3 separate regions of the Homo sapiens genome follow, and regions 2 and 3 are each linked to region 1. Evidence: chromatin loops called from intact Hi-C (ENCODE). Cell type or tissue: PC-3. All regions are shown on one strand.

Region 1 (2,500 bases):
GGCTTATAAAGCAAAAGTCCCATCCTGACCCTCTAAAGATGTAGGGCTACTACATCCTGACCCTCTGAGGATGTAGGGCTACCTCGCATGTATATGGACTTTGAAGAAGACCGGGAATTGGCGAGTTCTGATAACTTGTGACAGTCACACCCAGCTTGCCCAGATACTATCATTTTAGAAGACAGACTACTCTGCCCGTGGTCATTCTATTCTAAATTGATTTATAAGATCCATTTTTTTTAGCCAGTGGTAATAATACCTGTCACATTGTAGGAGGAGTAAGCTGCTTAAATATTTACTGTTAACTGGATACAGTTTTATTTCTCAAAAAATTTTTTTCTCATTCAAAGTCAGTCCTCTTCAATATAGTCACCAAATAGAACAGAATGACAAAGATTTCATCCCTTTTTTTTTCCTTAAGCAGTAGTAGGGAGATTATTCTTTTTTAAAATTGAGATATAATTCACAGACCATATGCATCCTTTTAAAGTGTACAATTCAGTGGTTCTTAGTGTATTCACTGAGTTGGGCAACCATCACACTGTGTAATTCCAGAACATTTTCATCACCCCAGAAAGAAGCCCTATACCCTTTAGCATTTACCCCCATCTTTTCATCCGCCAGCCCCTGGCAACCACTAATCTACTTCCTGTCTCCATAGCTTTGCCTGTTCCGGGCATTTCATACAAATGGAATCATTCAATGTGAAGTCTTTCATAGCTGGCTTCTTTCACTGAGCATAATGTTTTCAAGGTTTATTCATTCAGTGGTGTAGCTTGCATTGGAATTGCATTTCTTTTTATGGCTCAATAATATACCATTGTACGTATATAACACATTTTGCTATTCATTCGTTTTTTAAGGGACACGGGTTGTGTTCTTTTGGGGTAAGCGATTAATAATTGGCTGTGAAAATGAATGTATAAATTTTTGCATGAACATGTGTTTTTATTTATCTTGGGTCTATACCTAGGAGCAGAATTGCTAGTGTAGCTATTTAACTTTTTGAGAAACCTGTCAGACTGTTTTCTGACAGTGGCTGCACCATTTTACATTCCCACCAAGCAGCGTATGAGGGTTGCAGGTTTTCCACATCCACACCAAACCTGTCTCTGTCGGTCATCTTTATTATAGCCATGCTAGTGGGTGTGAGTGGTGTGTTGTTTGATTTGCAGGTCCCTAATGACTAATGAGTTGAGCATTTTATCATGTGCTTATTGGTCATTTGTGTGTCATCTCTGGAGAACTACCTCATCACATCCTGTACCCATTCATCTCTGATTTCTCTAAAATTTTCCCAACGTGCATCCAGGAGGCTTGCCAAGTAATAAAAAACTTCATTATTCTAAGTGCAAAAAGCTTTTCAGTTAATTCTGTCTGCTGAGAGCAAATTTGCCCTCTTACATTTATCACTTACGTAAGCCAAATACACATTCAGAGGGACCTCATTGTGCCTGTTCCTAATTTCTTATCAATTTTCTTTATACCTGGAAACATTCGTTGATTCCCTCTGAAACTCAAGTGATGTCAAATGGGGCAGGAGCAGCACAGCCTGGAAGGATCCCAGGTCTGCAGCACAGCCACCTCAGCTCCTGCAGAGGCCCCTCTGCTGGGTTGAGTGAGCACCTACCTTGCAGTAACATGAAAATACAAGCCTTTTCCCACTGTTTCTAAATCGGGAGGTACTGAGTTGAAGATCAGTTTAAAATTTGTAGTAAAATGAAAATAAGATGGCTCTGAAATTATATTTTTGTTTATAAAAAAAGTATTAAGAATTGCTTTAAATGGCCTCATAACTGAATCAAGCAGAGGCTTTGAAACTGTTTTGAGGACTGTGTCAATTAATGTTTGATGTGTGTGTTTCCTTACTTGACAGACATTTTAATTATTAAATCTCAGTTTTACTTGAGTTCTAGTTTACAGTAAACTTTACTTATTCGGGCAGTTGTTCATAGAAGTCTCTTTTTATACTGCAGGTTAGATATGCTCAGGTAGAATCTTGAGTTTTTCCTATGTTTGCATATGTACCTCCTAAAATTTCAATAAAATTGAAGAGAGAAAATCCATGCTTTAATGTCGTTTAAAATTGTATAGTGGCAAAACTGGGATTCAGTCACAAATCTAATTTTAAAATGCCATTTAGTACAGTTCCTCATCAAGCCTGAGACTGTTGCTGATACAAATGTGCCTGTTTGCACCTGTCCTCCTCCTCCCTCTGTGACAGGAGTGCTGGAGGCTGTGGTGAAGTAGTCGGGAAGAGGAGGCAGAAGCACCCAGGAGAAGCGCTAATGGCCCATAGATCCTATCCTCCTGAATCCGCCACATGGCGGCAAGGCCTTCCAGATGCCGCCTTGGGAGAGAGGCTAGTCATAGTCCTTTTTCTGCATGGAAATTTGTCTGCAGAACAATAGTCACTGCTTACAAGCTCCTCTTGAAGCTCCTACCTTGGTGGAGAAAGTCTGGCAGAGCTTCCCAAAATGTGTTCCAGGAGATGTAAATG
Region 2 (2,500 bases), 82 kb after region 1:
TTTGCCTAACTCTGCACCCAGAGGAAACCCCTCTGGAGGACAGTGGGCAAATCCCATCCCTCTTGCCCTTCCGTGACCGGCATGTGGCAGGCACGGGGAGCCTTGTTAACCACGGTGACTGATGACGCAGATGTGGGACAAGCAGGGAACGCCAGTGCTGGGCTCCCAGGTGGGGAAGCAGCTCCCTCCTGCGGCCTGCCCCTCACCTGGCCCACCTGCAAGGCTCTGTGGCCAGTTGGGCCCCTTCCCCAGCAGCTAAGTGGATGCAACCCTGGTGGGGTTTTACCCCAGCCTGGCTGGCCCTTGCCCTCGACTGCTCTTCCTTGGGAACTGCTGTTGTGCCTCTGGTGTGGATTGGTCCTGGCCCGCCCCAGCCCTGGCCTCCCCGACTGGCTTCCGAAGACATGTCTGTGACCTGTGATCCATAGGGGCAGGCTCAGCTCATGGGGTTTTGATCCAGCTGCTGGACTTCCATGGCCCACGTCTGGAAAAGGCCCTGGCTGTCCACCCACAGCCCCATCCTTCTGCAGAGCCCCCACCCCTCTTGTCCTGACTGTGGGGCCCACCCATGTGGCCAACATCAGGTCCGAAGACCTGGGTTCTGTTCCCAGCTCCACCAATTCTAAGTTGGCATTCACGAACTTAGAACAGACACGTCACCTCTGTGAGCCTCAGTTTCCTTGCTAGGTCATTGCTGAGCGGGGGGCACGGCCACTCACGGAGGGCCATTGCGTGGTGGTAAGGTACACATGTACGGAAGGGAGGGTGACTCTTAGACAGCACCAGCCTCAGTCCACAGGCACTGGCCTCAGTCCACAGTCTTATTGTGCCAAGGGTCGGTCTCCGTGACTCTCACCGTGGCAGCCTGCACGCTGTTAGAAGCTGGACTCATCTACTTTGGATTGTAGCCAGCTCTAAGGGTCTCATTTGTGACGTGTGTGTGTTCTAGAGACAGCTTGAGTCCACAGCACAGTCCCTCATTCTGCAAAAGCAAAGCTGGCTCAGCCTCACTGCCTCCCTGGATGGCTTATGGGTGAATCAGTGGGACGGTTTACAGGTGCTGTTGAGTAACCATCCTCTCGGGGGGTTCCCCTCGCTCCAGGATGTGGCATGCAGAAAGCTGCCGCCCCGGCATGAGCCTGGCCCCAGCGTCATCGCCCAAGTTGTGTAAATAGCCAGCCAGTGAGGCATGCAAAGGGTAGGGGCTGCTGAGGCAGAGGCTTCCGGGGAGAGGTGGCACAGGGCCGGGGGCGAGAAGCGCTGAGGCTCCTGGAACTGTGACTGGTGGTTCCCACGCAGGGCCAGGCTCTCCAAGGGCCAGTTCTCATATTTGGTTGTTGATGTTTGGGTATGGAAATGTCAGCCCAGGGAAAGGCAGGCTTGCCTCCTAATGGACAGAGTTGTTGCCAGGGATGAGACACCTGCTTCCTTGTGGTTAAAGGGCTTGGCACCTGGGAGGCGGCACAAGACTTAGGCCTAGGAGGATCATTCATGATCAGCTGGGTCAGCAAATCCTTGACTGAGCACCTACTATACGCTCATGAGTGTGTCTCTGAATCCATTGTAAAATTACAGGGTTTTAGGGTCAGAAAGGACTCATAGTCATCTAGTCAATCCTGCCTTCCAAAGCCTGTGTGTGAACAATCTCTCCAGTAGCTCTCCTGGGCAGTGGCACAATCTCTGCTTTGTTAAATACTCCCAGCGATGTGGAACTCACTGCCACTGGAAGTAGCTAGTGCTGTCTCATAGCAGCTTTTTTTTTTTTTCTTTTTTTGAGACAGAGCTTCCCTCTTGTTGCCCAGGCTGGAGTGCAATGGCACGATCTCAGCTCACTGCAACCTCCACCTCCTGGGTTCAAGCGATTCTCCTGCCTCAGCCTCCTAAGTAGCTGGGATTATAGGTGCCTGCCATCATGCCCAGATAATTTTTTGTATTTTTAGTAGAGATGGGGTTTCACTATATTGGCCAGGCTGGTATCAAACTCCTGACCTCAGGCAATCCACCCACCTTGGCCTCCCAAAGTGCTGGGATTACTGGTGTGAGCCACCGTGCCGAGCCAGCAGCTTCTTATTCTAAGGAAGGATTTTCCATACCCAAGAGTTTTGATGGAGCCTACAGAGCCGCAGGTTCCTCATCTACCTGCCAGTCCTCCAGGTGTTTCAACACAAAGCCAGTGCTGCTGCTTCTCCCTCTCACTGTCCTTGTCAATTGAGATATAATTTATATACCATAAAAGTGCTTTTAATGGGTACCGGTCCATGGCTTTAGAATATATTCACAAGGTGCTGCAACCATCACCATGATGTGATTCCAGATATTTTCATCGCCCCCAAAAGAAACTCCTCACCACTACCTCCACCCCAGCTCCTGGAAACCAGTGACCTACCTCCTGGTCTATAGATTTGCCTATTCTGGACATTTCATACAAATGGAATCACAAAATATGTGGCCTTTTGTGTCTGGCTTCTTTTGCTCAGCATAATATTTTCAAGGTTTATCC
Region 3 (2,500 bases), 120 kb after region 1:
CACGTGGGGAGAAATTCTCCTGAGCTAATCACTCGTATAGCAACCACAAATGACCACTTTTCAGCACAGCCTCGCTTGCTTTCTTTTGTTCCCAATAGCCCACAGGTGCTACTAAACCCAGTTTCAACTTGACAATATTGAATGGCTTTGTGAGCCAGGAACCAGGCTAGAAACTGAACATATGGAGAGAAGAAAATCATGGTCCTGATTTCAAAGGGAGAGTTGCGGGGAGGGGAAGGCAGGATGGAGGCAGGAAACAAAGGTGCCCACACCACGTGACCCACGTTACGATGGCAGGGGCAGGGTCTGTGGAACATCAGTGGCTCAGGGAGCTGGAGTGGCAAAAGAGGCTGGGAGGGTGGGCAGGGCAGGCCTCAGAGGGTCCTGGGTGCCAGGCTAAGGTGTTTGGACTTTACTCTGTGGACCCAGGGCCACCAGTGAAGGGCTTGAAACAGACAAGCCAAGTAGGCAGATGGCAAAGCTTCTGTCCACGTGTCGGATGGCATGTCTGAATACTGACTCGGTACAGGCTTAATGGGACTCTGACTTCTGCCCACTGAAAAAGACAAGGAAGTGGGAAGCAAAATAATGATAAACATCACTTTCCCCATGAAAATGAACTCCTCCAGGCCGGGTGCGGCGGCTCACACCTGTAATCCCAACACTTTGGGAGGCTGAGACGGGCGGATCATTTGAGGTCGGGAATTTGAGACCAGCCTGGCCAACATGGCGAAAACCTGTCTCTACTAAAAATACAAAAAATTAGCCAGGAGTGGTGGTGCACGCCTGTAGTCCCAGCTACTCAGGAGGCTGAGGCATAAGAATAACTTGAACCCAGGAGGCAGAGGCTGCAGTGAGCCAAGATTGTGCCACTGCACCACTCCAGCCTGGGTGACAGAGTAAGACTGTGTCTCAAAAAAAAAAAAAAAAAGTACTCTTCCAAACTCTCAGCCTCCAGACAAGGGCCCCCTCTTCTCTGCAACTGTGTGTGCCCACTGACCTGCCCCCAGGGCCCTTCTGGGCTCCAGGAGGCCCTGGCCTAGTTCCTATTTGGCTCCTTTCCCAGCAGCTTCCCAGTGAGCCACACCAGGGCTGGGGCAAGGTAGGGCCGTGATGTAACACTTTATAAAACAAACATCCTGGGACTTCCACTTACACATGGGCGTCCTCTGCTTCCAGCAGATCCTTTTGGAGGAGCTCCACTTTTCTGATGATGCCACCATTGCTCAGAGGAAGGAAGGCCTCCCTGAAAGCTGCTTTCTATGCCTCAGGCACGCCATTTGGATTATGGGCAGAGATGGCACACTTTCCACCTTGGAGGGTGGATTGGATTTTTCGGAAACACCTAAAACCATTCAAAGGGCAAGGTTAAAGGACTGGTGAGTGACTGAGCTAAGGAAAACTATTTTTGGCCAAACATCCAGATGGGACTAGAGCATCTGTGACTAGTCCCCATTACCCAGGTGTCCTGAGTTAGGGCACCCTTGCCAGGGCAGAAGCTAACCTCCCAAAGTCCTCATGGGGCTGGAGGTCATGAGCCTCACTCCACAGTCCACTCTTCTATGCTTCTGGAAGAAGTTTGGTGAAGTAGAGTACAACCACGGACACGTAAGCAGCGCCCAAACCCATTTTCCAGAAAGCTCTCAATGTCAAACTTTCCAATACTGAGTAAATGGATACACAAATGCTTGCTGGTTATTGTCTTCTATGTGACCTACTTCTTTTTGATAAGGGTGAGGCCAGGCGCGGTGGCTCACGCCTATCATCCCAGCACTTTGGGAGGCCAAGGCAGGCAGATCACTTGAGGTCAGGAGTTTGAGACCAGCCTGGCCAACATGGTGAAACCCCATCTCTACTAAAAATAGAGAAATCAGCTGGATGTGGTGGTGGGCGCCTGGATTCCCAGCTACTCAGGAGGCTGAGGCAGGAGAATTGCTTGAAACTGGGAGGCAGAGGTTGCAGTGAGCCAGTATTGCGCCACTGCACTCCAGCCTGGGCAACAGAGCAAGCCTCTTGACTCAAATAATAATAATAATAATGATAAGGGTGACTGCTTAAGTCTGCAATCACTATATACCTTTATAAGCCTTTTCATGTAAGTTAGCAAAGAAGAAAAAAGATACTTCCTTCATCAGACATGTTTTTGGTTTTGGTTTAGAAAACTTGGTCAGTGGATTTATACAGAACTCTGTGAAATAAGTAGATTCTTAGAACATTAGAAGGAAAGAAGAACCTGAGCTTTCAGCCAGTCCAACCACCCCATTTTCAGAAAGGTAGTCTGGAACCCAGAGAGACAGAGTGATGTCCAAACTTTCATAATGAGCGGGGCAGAGCGGCGGGGGGGTGGTAAGGGGGCCCAAGGAATCCTAAGAAAATGGGAGTTGGTCCCAGAACTTAGGTGAGATGACTAAGCTCTTAGAAGCATGTCCAGTGTAGTATCTAATGTTTTTATTCACTCTTTTAGCACCACACATAGAAGTCTCATCTCTGGCCAGGCACA

The links. Hi-C counts contacts between places; a loop is a spot of excess contacts. Peaks named below come from ENCODE experiments on the same cell type or tissue, not always from the same donor. Only the 100,000 strongest peaks of a DNase experiment are listed, where the experiment ranks them.
Region 2: it touches region 1 in a loop (4-fold over the local background); 4 of 110 quality-filtered maps call a loop at or near these places.
Region 3: it touches region 1 in a loop (6-fold over the local background); 5 of 110 quality-filtered maps call a loop at or near these places.

The regions. Positions count from the first base shown.
Region 1 is chr2:10,574,828-10,577,327 of GRCh38, reverse strand. All of the region lies in intron 20 of NOL10 (nucleolar protein 10), which reads left to right. Among named protein-coding and RNA genes, the nearest start is that of NOL10, 110 kb to the left of the region's middle. RefSeq lists an enhancer at 532-1,731. In PC-3, no CTCF peak of the experiment used is centred here; a DNase peak (open chromatin) is centred at 1,217; H3K4me3 peaks cover 297 bases; H3K27ac peaks cover 2,500 bases.
Region 2 is chr2:10,492,420-10,494,919 of GRCh38, reverse strand. No RefSeq gene overlaps it. Among named protein-coding and RNA genes, the nearest start is that of ODC1-DT, 44 kb to the right of the region's middle. RefSeq lists enhancers at 1,019-1,158, 1,209-1,318, 1,329-1,378, 1,399-1,458. In PC-3, a CTCF peak has its summit at 1,375; a DNase peak (open chromatin) is centred at 1,049; H3K27ac peaks cover 2,364 bases.
Region 3 is chr2:10,451,126-10,453,625 of GRCh38, reverse strand. It overlaps ODC1-DT (ODC1 divergent transcript), which reads right to left. Exons shown (of 5, transcript NR_110597.1): 3 at 1,157-1,345. Among named protein-coding and RNA genes, the nearest start is that of ODC1-DT, 2.6 kb to the right of the region's middle. In PC-3, no CTCF peak of the experiment used is centred here; a DNase peak (open chromatin) is centred at 1,085; H3K27ac peaks cover 2,353 bases.